Regions from separate parts of the Homo sapiens genome. Here region 2 is linked to region 1. The links are chromatin loops, found by intact Hi-C in ENCODE. Cell type or tissue: mammary epithelial cell. All regions are shown on one strand.

Evidence for each region. A loop is a pair of places that touch in the nucleus more often than their neighbours do. Peaks named below come from ENCODE experiments on the same cell type or tissue, not always from the same donor. Only the 100,000 strongest peaks of a DNase experiment are listed, where the experiment ranks them.
Region 2: a loop joins it to region 1, with 6 times the contacts of the local background. A loop is called at or near these places in 3 of 110 quality-filtered maps.

Annotation. Positions count from the first base shown.
Region 1 is chr2:26,396,895-26,404,894 of GRCh38, forward strand. It overlaps DRC1 (dynein regulatory complex subunit 1), which reads left to right and starts at 5,026. Exons shown (of 17, transcript NM_145038.5): 1 at 5,026-5,250. The coding sequence starts at 5,096. In mammary epithelial cell, no CTCF peak of the experiment used is centred here; DNase peaks (open chromatin) are centred at 4,007 and 5,017; H3K4me3 peaks cover 262 bases; H3K27ac peaks cover 1,071 bases.
Region 2 is chr2:26,574,105-26,582,104 of GRCh38, forward strand. It overlaps CIMIP2C (ciliary microtubule inner protein 2C), which reads left to right. Exons shown (of 4, transcript NM_001105519.3): 2 at 1,798-2,071; 3 at 3,412-3,524; 4 at 5,190-5,420. The coding sequence ends at 5,334. CIB4 (calcium and integrin binding family member 4) reads right to left here. Exons shown (of 7, transcript NM_001029881.3): 7 at 7,101-7,289. The coding sequence ends at 7,259. Among named protein-coding and RNA genes, the nearest start is that of CIMIP2C, 16 kb to the left of the region's middle. RefSeq lists an enhancer at 2,154-2,728. In mammary epithelial cell, a CTCF peak has its summit at 3,908 (motif pointing left); no DNase peak of the experiment used is centred here.

The DNA.
Region 1 (8,000 bases):
CCTCCCGAGTGCCTGATGACACATACCAGGTAGATACTACGTAACCACTCTTGGGGCTACCAAAACTTAAAAAAAAACCCTATGCCCCCAAAGGGTCTTGCTTCTCTTCCCACTCTCATCTTTTTTCCTCTGTTCACAAATTTCCTGAAAGAAAACTTTACAACTGCTCCTTCAATTTTCTTCTTCTTTTCATTCTGAGAGTTTTCTTAAAACCTCCCAAAGTTTTCATACAATGGCTGTTTCTTAGTCATGTTCAACTCTGCAAACTTTGAAGAAAGAGCTTTTTACTTTTTTCTAAGCCTTAGTTTCCTCATCTATAAAATGGGATCAATATTACCACTATTACACCATGTGAAGGATTGAATGAGGATAATGCATGCAGGGTGTTTAGCACAGTCAGTGGACTAAGGTAGGTGCTTGGTTTCTACTAATATCTAGTTCTCTGTCTTTTTTCTTTGAACTTTTTTTCTAAACCATGTGACACAGCTCATGACTTCCATGCCTCCTCCCCTCTCTTTCCTCCTTCATGCCTTTTGAGGCAGTATATGAAGATGATGGTAAGGCAGTTCCCCAAATTAAAAATTGGTAAGATTGCCTTCTCAGAATCTAATTAGTAAAATTCACACAAATCGAAAGATAGAAATAACCTAAGAAGTTGTCTAAATGATGAATTTGTCAGCATCCTCACATTCCAATTAAGGTGAGTTAGTGTAAACTTATTGGATGTAGAATTAAGTGTGACTAGACTTAGTAAGATATAAAATCAAATCTGTTCATCCTTCTTGTTTTGAAAAAAGGCTATAAAAGCTGAAGGTGGATGCCCACATACCTTCCTTAGCAAGGGAAGCCCATATAGCCAGATTCCTCAAAAACCTACTCAGGGATGAGGAACTCGACTGTGCTTGTGGCAGATTATCCCCATTGTGAGCCTCTGAACCATGGCAGTCAGTCCTACATATCAAGGGACTTCCCAGTCAGAGTTTGATCCTCTTTGTGACCAGCACATCTCTGTGGGCTGATCTACACGAAAGGCACGAAAATGCACACTGCCCTGTGTGATGGTTGTACTTGCTTGCTAAAAGAAATTCTATGTTTTTCTTTTGTGAGCTTGTTAGTATGAGCCAGCCAGGCTTTTGTATGAGCTTTTTTTTTTTTTTTTTTTTTTTTTTTTTTTTTTTGTGAGATGGAGTCTTGCTGTGTCACCCAGGCTAGAGCGCAATCTCTGCTCACTGCAACCTCTGCCTCCCGGGTTCAAGCGATTCTCCTGCCTCAGCCTCCTGAGTAGCTGGAGTTACAGGCATGCACCACCACACCCAGCTAATTTTTGTGTTTTTAGTAGAGATGGGGTTTCACCATGTTGGTCAGGCTGGTCTCGAACTTGACCTCGTGATCCACCCACCTTGGCCTCCCAAAGTGCTGGGATTATAGACATGAGCCACCGTGCCCGGCCTGTATGAGCTTATTAGTATGAACCAGCATTGCCTACCAGTTGAGGACCACACTCTAGATGCTGGTCAGTCATCAAGGTGAATGGACATCACCTGCCTCCCTTCCCCAAGTCCCTCTCATCTATAACAGCCCTACTTGCCTGCCTCACTCTCTTGGGGGTCTCCTGTTATTTCTCTTACAAAAACATGAATAAATAAGCTTTATGTTTTATTGAGTCAAAAGGGATTTATCCTCATTGTAAACATTTTTTTTTAATCTTCAGGGAATCTGAAAATCACCCATAAGCCCACCCCTGAGGGATATTGACTACTTTGTGGTATTCCCCCTGTTTTTCTTGTGTACTACTGTCTACATTTCAAATCAAACTCGGCTTAGGCTCTATATTGTGCTGCCTGCCTCTTCCCTTTCTCATGTAATGTATCTTGGATGTCTTTCTAGGTCACCTTTATTCTTGTGTTAGAGAATCCCATGATTCTTTTATCGGTTCCCCTATTGATGGATTTTGTCATATCTAGTTTTTTAATATTACAAGTAACTGGAATGGACATACAGATACATCTATATACGTTTCTTTCAAAAAAAGTTTGTTGAGCACTTACTACATATCAAATATTGTGCTAGGTGCTATGTATAAAATACCGAATAAAACTGATATAGTTGTGACCCCAATGAGCTATAGCTAGATCCATGATCTCCTTGTGATGATCTTTAAACTAGAATTGCCTAGTGAATGGATATGCTAATTTATTTTTGTGTGTATACAAATAAATATGTTTTTATCTAGTTTTTTCAGTTTTTAACAATTTTCTAAATTTAACTCACTTATGAACTATTTACAAAGGCATGGAAAATTAAGCATGCATTTTCCCATTTATATTTAATCATAATTCATTACATGTCTTCTGACTTTCTTGTTTAGTGGTTTTTCTTTGTCTCTTTGTTTCATTCCTTTGACCTCTACAACCACAGTTGTCTGCCCCATGAAAATATTTCTTCCTCTCTCTGTCCTTTGTTCAGTTTAAAAAATTTTTAGTATTTAAAAAAATTCGGCAGGCCGGGCGGAGTGGCTCATGCCTGTAATCCTGGCACTTTGGGAGGCCGAGGCGGGTGGATCGCCTGAGGTCAGGAGTCTGAGATCACCCTGGCCAACATGGTAAAACCCTGTCTCTACTAAAAATACAATAAACATTAGCTGGGCATGGTGGCACACGCCTGTAGTCCCAGCTACTTGGGAAGTTGAGGAAGGAGGATCGCTCGAACCCAGGAGGTAGAGGTTGCAGTGAGCCAAGACTATGCCACTGCACTCCAGCCTGGGCAATTGAGCAAGACGCTGTCTCAAAAAAAAAAAAAAAAAAAAAAAGGAAATAATAGTTATATATGTTTATGGGGTACATAGTAATATTTCAATCCATATAATGTATAGTGATCAGGTCTGGTAATTAGCATGCCTATCAGCTCAAACATTTGTCATTTCTTTGTGTTGGGAATGCTCAATATCCTCGTTGCTATTTGAAACTATGTTATTGACTATAGTCACCCTCCAGTGGTGCAGAACACTAGAACCTGTCATTTTGTATCCTTTAACAAATCTCTCCCTATTCCACCCTTTACCCTAGTATGCCAATTTAAACAGTTAATAGATTTTGGCAAACTGTCCTCCTAGGAGGTCCCTTTCCAGCGGTGAGTGAAAGTGTTTCCCACACCAGTGAAAAAGGTTTATTACATAATTGAGGCTGCCTGTGGGAGCAAAGAGGGCCTCCCAGCTGGTCAGAAAATGGCTAGAGAGAGCCAGGAAAGGAGACAAGCTTGGGGCTTTTATTGTGGTTAAGGGGTGAGGCTGGGAGGAGGGTATCCTGTGCACGCAGATGAAATCTGCCAGCACCAAAAAGAGCACCTAGGCTTTTTTTAACAGCTTGCCCAGATGTGGAGAAGAAAGAGGGAGTGCTGCGTAAAAGCTGCCAGCAGCCAAATGTCAGCAGCAAAAAATGGAGTCAGATTTCTTATATAAAAAGATGTTGGAAGTGGTATCAGAACAGTGCAGGGCCAAGTATCTCACTGGTCACTCTTCATGGGTTTGTATGGTACCTTTGCTCTCACTTACCTCTTGTGCAACAGCTGATTCCCCCTGACTTTCTCATGGTATCCCACTCCCAGGCATAGACATGCGCATGCACACATGCTTGTTTCTGTCCTTACGGATAGTGGAAACATGAACCAGGACCTGGACGAGTTTTTGGTCAGAGCTGTATCATGGCTCCTAGGAGAGTTTAATACTTTAGGTTTCAACCAAAGGAGACAGAGATCTGGCAGAAGGCCCTGAAGCCTAGAAGCAAGTACCCCCGCTCCTACCACCACCACCTAGGCAGGTGTGAGACAAGGATCCAGGCAGCTGCTGTTAGACTCTATAGCTGTTGGATGGTTTTGGCATTCCTAAACCTCTCTACTGCTTGCAAACGTGGAAGAACTGATTTTAAAAACCCACTCCATTTGCCTCTGGGCAGTTCTTACTCACAAAGGACGGGTCGTCTTGGCCGCACAGTTGTCTGTGGGTTGCATCATTTAACAGCTGAGAAAATGCTCCTCAAGAAGTTGTGACTTGCCCAAGGTGGCAGGGCAGGGCTAGGACTAGTACTCACCCTTTCTCACTGCTCATCCAGTGCCCTTAATTCCCCACGGGCTAATGGGACAGAACCCTGTTAAATGGTATCCAGTTTTTGTTTGGTTGGTTGGTTGGGTTTTTTTGAGACAGAGTCTTGCTCTATTGCTCAGGATGGAGTGCAGTGGCTCGATCTCGGCTCACTGCAACATCCACCTCCCAGATTCAAGCGATTCTCCTGCCTCAGCTTCCCGAGTAGCTGGGATTATGGGTGCCCACCACCATACCCAGCTAATTTTTGTATTTTTAGTAGAGACGGGGTTTCATCATGTTCACCAGGCTGGTCTCAAACTCCTGACCTCAAGTGATCTGTCCACCTCGGCCTCCCAAAGTGTTGGGAGGCTGAGGCATGAGCCAGCGCGCCAGGTTTTAATTCTCAATGAGAACACTATTTTTGTTGACAATGAGACGCCCAGAAGATAGCGCCTTTCTGGGGACAGTTGAGAATTTAATAGTGCTTCCGCATTTCTAACTTTTATCCCTCCCCCCTCCCACGGACTGTTTTCCTCTATTCCACTTTTCCTCTTTCATAAGTATTTGATTGCAGGTTGGTATCCTGTATCCAAGCACAGCGCTTGGCATCGAGTAGGCGCTCAATTTTATTTGGTGAATATGAGTTGGAGGAATATTTGATGAATGAATGGAAGATGAATTAATCATCAGGGTCAGCAAGTGATGAACCACAACTTGGTCCAGTTCTTTAGTCCTCTAGTCTCCTGGTGAGACTCCACAGCTCCGCTAACACGACCGGGCCTTCGTGGGCCTGACAACAGACCTGACATCCCACGGGCGGGAGAGGCGTCAGCCCGAGGCTGGGATGCTCGGCCGGAACGGCGGCTGGCGGCAGGCTGGGCCCAGGGAGCTGCGCGCGCAACCACTCGGGCTGTGGCTCCGGTGACCGCTCTCCCTGGCAACGGTTTGTTCCTAGCAACCAGCCTGAGGTCTGGAGGTGGTGCGGAGGGAGCCGCCTAGGGACCAGGGACTCCTGCCATGAATCCGCCGGGGTCCCTAGAGGCCCTGGACCCGAACGTGGACGAGCACTTGTCCACCCAGATTCTCGCGCCCTCGGTCCACTCCGACAACTCTCAGGAGCGCATCCAGGCCCGGCGCCTCCGCATCGCTGCGCGCTTAGAAGCCCGGAGGCGGTGAGCGCGGGGGCGGGCGGGGCGGGATCCGCGCCGCAGGAGCCGGAGAAGGGCTGGTTTCCTGATGAAATAGAAACATTTCTTCGGGAAGGTTCAGGCAGAGTATGGGAAAGTAAAACGCTGGGCCGGTGCCGTGGCGCGCGCCTGTCATCCCAGCACTTAGGGAGGCCGAGGCGGGCCGATCACTGGAGCCCAGGAGTTGGAGATGGTCAACCTGGGCAGCATAGAGAGACCCCATCTCTATAAAACATCAAACAATTAATCGGGCGTGGTGGCGTTCGACTGTGGTCTGCACATGGCATCTTTTCCACTACGGACACCTCCAAACCACAGGGTCTGCTGGATCATGTGGCCCAAGTAGCCTGGCTGCTTACACTGTGGCCTGGGTCCTTTCTTGTTCCAGGCACCACTCAAAGCTGGCAGCTTTTTGTGTCAGCCTGAATAATATTCCTAAGTGCGGGATGTATTGTCTCTAGGACCCAAAGTGGCCTAAGAGGCATTGAGTTTCCTTCTCTGTAGAGGATGCAAAATGCAGTAGATTTGTTTTTTACTTGATAGGCTATCCCAGCATCCCACTGACCACTGGACCCCTACAAACTTGAATGACATGGCAGTCCCTGGGCCTTCATAGGGTTGATTGCCCACCGTCTGGAGCACACATGTCTTACCAAGCCCTGCAGTGTGTTTCCATCACTCGCTCACCCTGGCTGATTGCTGCGGGGCCATCAGTGGAATGCAGGGGCCGGCAAACCCTTTCAGTAAAGGGCCAAATAGTAAATATTTTAGGCTTTTCGGATCATATGGCCTCTTTCCTAGCTGCTCAATTGCCATTGTATTGCAAAAGCAGCCACAGGCAAGACATAAACAAATGGGCATGACTGTGTTCCAATAAAGCTTTATTTATGGACACTGAAATTTGAATTTCATATACTGTTCATGTATCACAAAATAGCCTTCTTTTGATAAAAAATAATAATAAACTTTATTTTTTAGAGCAGTTTTTAGGACCACAGCAAAACTGATCAAAAAGTATAGCATTCGCATATACTCCCTGCCCCCACACATGCACAGCTACTGTCAACATCCTGCACTGGAGGGCACATTTGTAACAATATATGAACCTTGGCGCATCGTTATCACTTGAACTCCATTGTTTACCTTAGGGTTTCTTTTTGGTGTTGTACATCCTATGGGTTTGGATAAATTTATGGTGACACGAGCCCACCAGTATAGTATTATACCAAATATTTTTACTGCCCTAAAAATCCCCTGTGCTCTGCTTATTCATCCTAGTCTTTTTTTAACCATTTATTTATTAACCATTTAGAATTGTAAAAATCATTTAAAATTGTAAAAACCATTTAAAATTGTAAAAAATCGTAGCTCATGCCTGTAATCCCAGCACTTTGGGAGGCCAAGGCAGGAGGATCACCTGAGGTCAGGAGTTCAAGACCAGCCTGGCCAACATGGCGAAACCCTGTCTGTACTAAAAATACAAAAATTAGCCAGGTGTGGTGGCAGGCACCTGTAATCTCAGCTACTTGGGAGGCTGAGGCAGGAGAATTGCTCGAACCTGGGAGGCAGAGGTTGCAGTGAGCTGAGATAGCGCCACTGCACTCCAGCCTGGGTGACAAGCACAAAACTCCATCTCAAAAAAAAAAAAAAAAAAAATTGGGCCGGGCGCAGTGGCTCATGCCTGTAATCCCAAAACTTTGGGAGGCTGAGGCGGGCGGGATCACGAGGTCAGGAGTTTGAGACCAGCCTGACCGACATGGTGAAACCCTGTCTCTATTAAAAATACAAAAATTAGCCAGGCATGGTGGCGCGCGCCTGTAATCCCAGCTACTCAGGAGACTGAGGCAGGAGAATCGCTTGAACCCAGGAGGCGGAGGTTGCAGTGAGCTGAGATCGTGCCATTGCACTCCAGCCTGGGCGACAGAGCGAGACTCTGTCTCAAAAAAAAAAAATTGTAAAAATCATTATTTGCCTGGAAGCCATACAAAAACAGGTGGTGGACTGGATCTGTCCCACAGGCCATAGTTTGCCAGTGCTGAAGTAATGGATCATTGTGATGTTCTCTGGGATATCCAGATGTCCCTGATATATTCAGAATATATTATGACAGAGATCAGGAGAACTACCATGGTCCTGTGAGTGTGACCGACTTGTGAGTGTATATCATTGTCTGTTCCATGTAAATGTGAACTTCCTGATTATTTTTCCTGATTGAGGTAGAAAAGCATGCATTTGGCCCAATCAGTAGCCACACATACTGTGCCTGAGGCTGTACAAATTTGCTCTAGTGAAGCTTACCACACTTGCATAGATGCTGTGTTCAGGAGTGCTACCTGTGGAGCTTCTGGTAGTTGACAGTCACTTTCTAGGATCCAGTTTCTGCAGGTGCCAGACCCATGAATTAAAAGGAGATTCAATAGGGATCACCATTCCTGCATCGTTGAGATACTTCAGGGTGGCACTAATCCCCACCAACACCCCTGGGTGGCAATATTTTTTTTTGTGTACTGAGGTGCAGTTTCAGAGATGTCCTTTTGGCCTTCCCCACTATGGTAGCTCTATTTATAGGCCAAGGAGTGGAGTTTTTCAAACTTCTAAGTATGTAGGTCCCAATTATACTTTTGGCCATTAGAGACATGATTGCTGGCTGAGTCCACAGACTTGGCAGACCCTCTGTAAGTAGGACTTTGCCTCCCCTGTGTCCTCACTCTAAGTGGGTGGGAGCATGCTTTGGG
Region 2 (8,000 bases), 180 kb after region 1:
GTGAGAGTAGGGGACGGAGTTACATCTAGATGGCTGCGATGACTCTGCAGGACTGGGATGTAGAGGAGGTGATGGGGCTGGAGAGCTGGGCCCGGGTCAGATCACAGATGGCCTCGAATGCCACGCCGAGGATCTGACTCTGGACTAAAGTTCAGTCTGCTGGAGAAGGGATTGCAGGGGCAGGGGTCTGGTGCAGTTAGAACAGTGAGGTTGTTATGACCACAGGCCAGGTACAAGGGCACATGGCTGGGCTCAGGTGGTGCAGATGGAGCTACAGGACTTGGTGACTGACTAGATGTGGGTGAGGTGGATGCCTCAGTTTCTGACTTGGATGGCTAGGGGGAAATTTTCACAGAGATGGGACCAGACTGTCAGGGAAGGTGGGGGTGGGAGATCAAGCCTGGGAGACATCCAAGGGATATGTCTGGTGTGCAATTGTACATAGCAGCCTAAGGCTTGGAGAGAACTCCCAGGCGGGAGCTGTGGACTGGGTTCATCTGCACACAGGAGGTGGCTACGGCCATGGCATGGCTGCCATCACCCAAGACAGACCCCGGAGGTTCACCAGTGTTTAAGAGGCGGGCAGAGGAGAAGGCTCATGAAGGTGTGGTCAGAGATGTTGGCAAAAGCAACAGAAAGGAGCAAAGGTGTCATCCAAACCAACAGCAGCGTTTCAGGAAGGGAGAGGTGGGTGATGCCCTGTGCTACTGGAAGGCCCAGCAAGACAGAGCATGTCCACCGACCTGCAGCAGCAAGAGCACAGGCGGCCTTGGGAAGAGCGATTTCAAGGGCCTCATGGAGCAGAAGTCAGACCCCAGAGAGTGAGGCATGCATGGGGGCACAGGGCCGTGCTGCTCGGCAAGCTTCCGCATTGGCCGCGAGTCTGGCGCCTGTACTCTCTGGGTGTTGTTGACTCTCCCTTGCTTTGTTAAAACAAGTCTTTAGCTCTTGGAGCGAGTCTCATTTAACCAAGGATCTCTAGAGTGCCTGTGTCACCAAGGCCTCCGCTCGCCCATCTCCTGTCCCTCTCCTGGAACCTCCTTGGTCACAGAGGGTGGAAGACTCCTTGTAGGCTCTCAGAGCTCCAGAACCTTAGTCAGCTCTCCAGGCTGTCTGAGTAGCGTGTTGGGAGGCTGCTGTGCTGGGAGCAAGGCTGCGGCGTCCTGAACCTACGCCTTGCTACACCACATCTCCCACCCATCGCTGTTCACTGACCGGGCCCCCCACCCACTTCTCATACTCCCCCTACTCTTTCATGAGATAACTGCAGAATGTGGGAGCCAGAGGAGGCCTTTGCATCTTCAGGCCAACGCCTGAGTAAATGCGGGCCCCTGGAGGGACAGTGATTTGCCTACAGCATTGACTGGGGGGGTATCTGGTGTTCTGGCCCCTGTGTAAGCCCCTGGTCTGGAGAGAGGAGCATCTAGGCAAAGACCTCTGTGGGGAGGGAGAGGCCCAGAGCCCCTTGGACTTGGCCATCCCCAAAGACCTGAGCAGGTCAGTGCACCTGGGGAAGCCTCTTAGGGCCAAAGATGGCCACCGGGCTCCCCTGACTCTGCCCTTCATCTTTTTTTTTCTTAATTGTTATTATGTTTTTATGTAGAGACAGAGTCTCACTGTGTTGCCCAGGCTGGTCTCAGAACTCCTGGGCTCAGGTGTTCTTCCCTCCTCAGCTTTCCAACATGCTGGGATTACAGGCATGAGCCACAGCATCCTCCACTTTTAAGGGCCTCTCTTGGAACAGGCCTGGGGCCCTTCACTGATCTGTGGCTCCACCACCCCCACCGTGATCGGCAGGTACCAGGGCCACGTCCCCACTGTGGCCTTCTCCTTTGGCGCTCCCTACGGCACCACCACCCTCAAGTACTTCCAGGACCACCGCAACAGAGCCATGGAGAAGAGCCACACTCCCTTCAGCCAAGGCGGCCATTTCCCCACCATCTTCTCCACCAACCCCAACCTCCTGCTGATGGAGCGCGCCAGCACCCGGGACCGCTGGCTGCACAAGCCCAGCTACACTCGCTTCAACCTGGACAGCCATCGCTCCACAGAGCTTACGAATTTCTACCAGGTAAGCTGTGTGGGGCTGCCCTGTGGCCTCCCCTCCTGCCCACCTGCCCCCACCACGGGAAGGGAGTGATGGCCAGGGGCCAGGGGGAGACCTCGCACCTGCCACAGTGTCTTGATTTCCTTTCTCAGAGCCCCTGAGCCAGCAGAGAGCATGGTGGGCTTGGCTAAAGGGAGTAAGGAGGCTCAGGACTTTGCCCCTCTGATCTCTCCCCACCTCCCGGGGCTTCAGGACCCCCAACTCCTGCTCACTCCCACTGCCAGTGGAGCTAGGGGTCTCTAGGGACCTGTCTCTAGGCTCCTGCCCTTACCTTCTGCCCCCTGGAGTCTCTTGGATCTGTGGAATGCCATATATTTTGTAGGTGAGTATAAGGTCTAAGATCCACCCACCAGATGAATAACACACGAGCAAAGGCCCCACTACAGCCCCCAGCCCCAGTTCCAGCCCCACGGCATTTATCCACCTGTGTCCTGGAGCCTGCTCACCCCTCCCTGCCCTGCAGCCCCCTGGGGGCATGCTCTGAGTCACTCTCAGCCCCAGCCTGGGCGAGACTGCCCTGCAGGGAGTGAGCTCGAGGAAGGGGACCCACCCACACCCCTGTTGTTCTTGTCCTGCTGTTCAGGCTGGTAAAGCCTCCCTGGATGTGGTTCAGACACATCCCCAGAGACCACAGGTGCATGGGCCTGAGCTGGCCCTTATGCCCTTGGCAGGGATAAGGGTTCATTCTCTCCTGTGTTCCCAAAACCTTACTCTCTCCATCACCTTCTCTCACAAGCCTCCCCCTCTAGCCTGATTGCAAGGACAAGGTGTGTCCTGGCCCCAGGGCAGAGAACTTGTATGAGTAAAGCAGCTTCCTCGGGAGAGGAGGAGGTTGATGCCACCAGCCTCTGAGCCATGTGCGACCATCTCAGGGGGTCTGCCAAAGCCTCTCCCTCCATCTTGGCGCTCAACAGAACATGCCCCGTACAGTGGGGAAGGAGAGGGGGGAGGAAACACAGGCCAGGCGGACATGGTGCCTGTGTGCACAGCAGGTGTGCGTACGCCTGCGGGGCTGGGTTTTTGTACTCAGTCTGAGCTTGTCCCTTGTCTTGTTTACTCTCCATAGCAAAGCTGGTCTGGTGGGTGTCGTTATTCCCATTAGGCAGATGAGAAGTCGTGACTCAGTGAGGACACCCAGCTGGTTGGCAATTGAGTTGGGGCCCCAGCAACTCCGGGACTCCTCCGGGGGCATTAGGGGAGGTGGCCCCCAACCCTGCCCAGGTGCAGCGAGGCATGGACTGCAGGTGCCTGTGGTCAGTCCTGTGCACTAACAACCTGTCATCTCTTCCTTGATTGAACCATAGATGGTCCAGCAGCATCGGAAGTACTATCAAGACAAGACGGGCACAGTGCCTCGAGTCCCCTACTTTGCGATGCCCGTGAGGGAGCCGGAACGGTACCCCCTCCCCACCGTCCTGTGAGTGCCTGCCCTCCCTTCATCTACGCAGTCAAGAAACGCACCCATGGGGCACCTGCTCTCGGCCAGGCATGCACAGCACACAGACTGAGAAATGAGTTGAGGATCTTGCCCTAAAACGTGCAGTGCAGAGAGTGATGGTTACAGAGCAAGGGGGTCAGGGCATTGGCAGCCTCAGGGGGGATGGTGGTAGCCTGAATGGGCGAATCAGGAAGAGTGCTTTCCCGGCCAGATGCACTGGGAGTTTGGGAGAAGCTCCGTAAGCTTAGTGGGCCTGAATCTGCGGACTGATGCCCCGCCTGCAAAGGCAGCCTGGCAGCTACACTAGTCCTAACGTGGGCGCCGATGCAGAGCGCAGTAAGGAGCTGCTGCCCTCTGGTGGATACAGAGGGCACTACACCGAGCAGGAATCTCCCCCGGTCCCGTTCACATTTGGAAAATGTTCTCCTAAGGACTTTCTGTCCATCTAACTAAATAGGAAAGTTCCTTGCCTCCTGCCCCTCTCTGCTTTTATCTAGGAGAGCTCCTTTCTCCAGGGAAGGCCCACTCTGCCCTGAAAGATGACTTGGGTACTGTGGTTTCTGTGCTCTCTCCTTCCTGAAGCGCAGGCAGGGGGATCATTGGCTCACACGAGGTGTCCTGGAGTGGGGTAGGGTGGTGGGTGGTGCCTGGCCTGGGAGGTCAGTGGATAGAGCTTGGGATTTAGCTCCATGCCAACCACTCCCGGCTTGCCTCAGAGTCCTAAGATTCACCATCATCCTTACTGATAAAACAGCATCTGTTTTCATAAGTTTAATGGTTTTTAAAGAAACAGGCTTCACTGCATCTAAAAGTTCCTTTTTGCAAGTCAGACAGGATCATTTTACAAAAAAGGGAACGTGAGGCTCATTGATCGCCTGGGGAACTTGTGCTGCGTGGCCTGGATGGTTGGAGGCAGAGCTTGGAAAGGAAGCAGCATCTCCCATCACCACCTCTAGGACTCGGGGGCTCTCTCTAATCTTGGAATGGCTCTGAGCCAGTCCATCCCTAGAGTATAGTGGGACTCTCCTGGGGACAGGTATCCTCTTGAGATGGCTCTGGCCAGGATCTGCCCCCCATCCCCATCACTGTGGGGAGAGCGGGACATCTCAACTCTGTTCCTTCTTCAGGTTGCCTGGCCACTTGCACTGCTGCTGACAGTTTCACAACGAACGCAAAGGGCCAACCAGGTGGTTGGGAGAAGAGGGTCAGTGACAGGCCTGGGGCAAGCCCCTCCCTCCCGGAATCCCCTCCATCAGCACCATCACCATTTCTTAGAACATTTGTTGTGTGTTTACTCCTTGTCCAGAGCTTCACATGCATTACTGCATTTATTCCTCAAGTCAAAGCTAAGAGGGGGATACCACCACTGGGCCATTCTTAAATATGCACACTTCTAGCAGGAGTTAGGACCAGAGTCCGTCCCAGGTCTGTCTGACATCTGTGTCCTCACTCTTAACCACTGTGCCATTATGTAAATACAGGTTATTCCCACCCCAAGTCCAGGGGGACTTATCAGGTGTTAAACTGACGAGTAGCCGGCAGGTCAGCTTGAGCTGGAAAGTGGGCACGTGGGGCTGTGGGTGGGCACGCACCACCTTCCTTCCCTGGCACACTGCATAACACCAGTCCCATCCTCACCCCTAGGCCTCCTCTGTGCCCAAAGAAGAAGTGGCACCTTTTAAGACTAGCCCCCGAGAACCTGAAGACCTACCAGACCTTCCCATCAGGGAAGAGGGTCTCTCCACAGGAGCGGAAAAAGAGAGACTGCTACTTTGAGTTCAGAGCATGAGACTTTTAGTTCAGAGCAGAGCCTGATGCCTGAGATCCTGGGTCGTGACCAGCCTGGCTTGCTTGGAATAAAATCTTTAGCCATGACCATGCTACCCATCTCTCCTCTGGATCCCAGGGACACTCGGCCACAGCAGGAAATGCCCCCTGAAGGTCACACAGCATTGTGTCCTGAGGGCCTGCGGAAAGCTCTGTCCCAGGGACTCAAGCCAAGGAAAAGTGGTGTCCGGCTACCTGGCAGGTCCAGCTACCTTCTCCCCAAGGTGGGGCAAATGGAGTTGAGGAATGTAGGGTTCCCTAGTCTTAGTGGCAGGTCACTCAGGTACAGAGACCTCCCACCAGATTCCACTGGTATAAGCAAGGAAGTCCAATTGCGCCGGTCTAAGAATGAAGGGGAAATGACCCCAGAATAATTGCACTGGGTGTGATTGGAAAGGAATTTTCATCAGAGCCCTGACTTGGCGTCGTTTTGTCCACACGATCACTTGTGAGGGAAGAGGTGTTATTATCCCCACTTTACTGATAAAGATATTGAGGCTCAGAGAAGGTGAGAAAGTTGCCCAAGCTTACATAGTTGGGAAGTAACACAGCCAGAATTTGAATTCAGGTCTTTCTGACTCCCAAGCCCTGGTTTTTCCACGACACAGCCTGCTTGTGGTCCATGTGGAGACTGAGGGGCGGGGAAGACATAAACCTGGGGATCCTGAAGGAGTCTGTGGAGGGCGGAGCCTGGGAGAAGAAGCTGTGTGCAGCAGGCACCTTCTGCATTCTGCCTAGGCTGGCTTGGTAGGGTGGATGCAGCATCTACCCCTGAAGCTGTTTCTAGAAGACGATGGGAGGGAATGACCTAGGACCAGACAACTCTTCCAGGAATCCCTATGTTTCGGGGCCCCAGGCCGGAAGTGGATGCTGGGCATGGGTGCTGAAGCCACATGCCTGGGGTGGTCTTTGAGGGTCTGGAGGGTCTGCTCCCACAAGGCTGCTGCTTCCTACCTCCCAGGAGGCTCCTGCCTGCTGGGGCAGGGGTGGGACGGGGGTGAGAGCCCCTCAGTGACAGGATCTGGGATGGGGACCTTAGACCAAGGCGGGGACCTTCTCCAACATTCCAGCACCTCTTAGATTTGATCAAGGGCCCTCCATTAAGGGACAAGGCCCTTATTGTCCTTCAATGGGTGAATCAGGACCTAACTGCAAGGGGAACACAGCCCGGTTCAAGTACACCTGGGGCTGAAGCAGCCCCTCCTCTGTAGCCAGCGATTAGACACCTCCCCCAGGACAGTGTAAATAAGAAAAACCCAATGGGGGGCTTCTTCTGTGTCTCAAAGTCCCTGAGGAGCTGGACCCCAAAGGCTGTCTGTGGTGGCCAAATTCATTCCAGGGCTTGGCTGAATAGCAAAGCAAATAAACTCTAATTGCTGGTCCCACAATCAGGGCCAAGATGCCTTCTCCCTCAGAAGGGGAGTGGGGAGCCGGGCACCGGCTGGAATGGCTGCTATGTGCACGTCTCTGTGCAGCTGTGAACTGTGAGGTGCTGGGGGTCGGGGGTTTTGATGAAGGGAGGGAAGGACATGTATCTTGCTAGGGACCTTCATCCCATTTGGCTTGGCCCCCTGCTATGACATGGGTTGAGATTTGAACTATTCCCTCAGAAAGATTGCCACCCCAGCCTGCTTGACATCGCTGGCACACTGAAGCCCTGGAAAGGGCAGTTCTTAATAAAAAGTACCATGTATGACCCTGCATTTAAAAAGCGATGATCTGATGGGCTAAGGAAAAGCTTTTTCTTTTATCTAATAAACAATATTCTAGAGGTGAGTGTGGGCCCAGTACAAAGTCATACTTCAAACCAGCTCCCTCCAGTGCTGGAGGGGGTTCGATTCCTGTGGTCTCCCTCGAGGCTGCCATGTCAGGTGTTTGCCGCTACATCAGCATCCCCAGAAGTGAATCCGAAAGGAGCTGAAAGAAAGAATCCCGTGAGCCATGTGAGCCCGCAGGTCCAAGGGGCCCTCTGACTCCTGGGTTCACAGTAGTCCTGGAGGCTCCCTCCCCGGCCTGCATCTCGTGTCCCTTTCTCTGGGTGACGGCCACTTTGCAGCCATCCCAAAGCAACCCCAAACCTTCTTTAAGCTTCTTTCAGCATCACCCCAAGGCAAAGGCAGGGCACCAGAAGGAACCTTGTGGTGCTCGAATCAGTGGAAAGAAATGGAAGAGATTCAAAGAGAAACTCTGAGCAGTCGGGGTGCCAGCTTCAATTATGTGCTGGGCTGTGACAGAACAAGAGGAGTTAGCTTTGGCTGGGGTGGTCCCAAGTGTGCATCCTTAGAGAGGGGCCACCCAGGCCACAGGCCCTAGCAGGCCTGTTGGAATGAGGAGCCCCCTCCTCATCCAGGCAGTCAGAAGAGGGGAGGACCCCTGACCATGGCCACTCAGATTCTGTCTCTGGGGATTTGGAGTCAGAGCTGAGAGGTGTTACTCAGGAGTCACTGAAAGTCACTCAAGACCAAGGAGGTATAAACTTGACCACTGCAGGGAGGCCGTGCATGGTCTTATGTCTGACAAAGCGGAGACAGCTGGTGCACAGCACAGAGTGAGCGTGGAGGGGCGATGGGAGGCAGAGACGTTGGCACAGAGGGACCCAGCAGCCCCGGGCTCCTGCCCTGGTGCTGG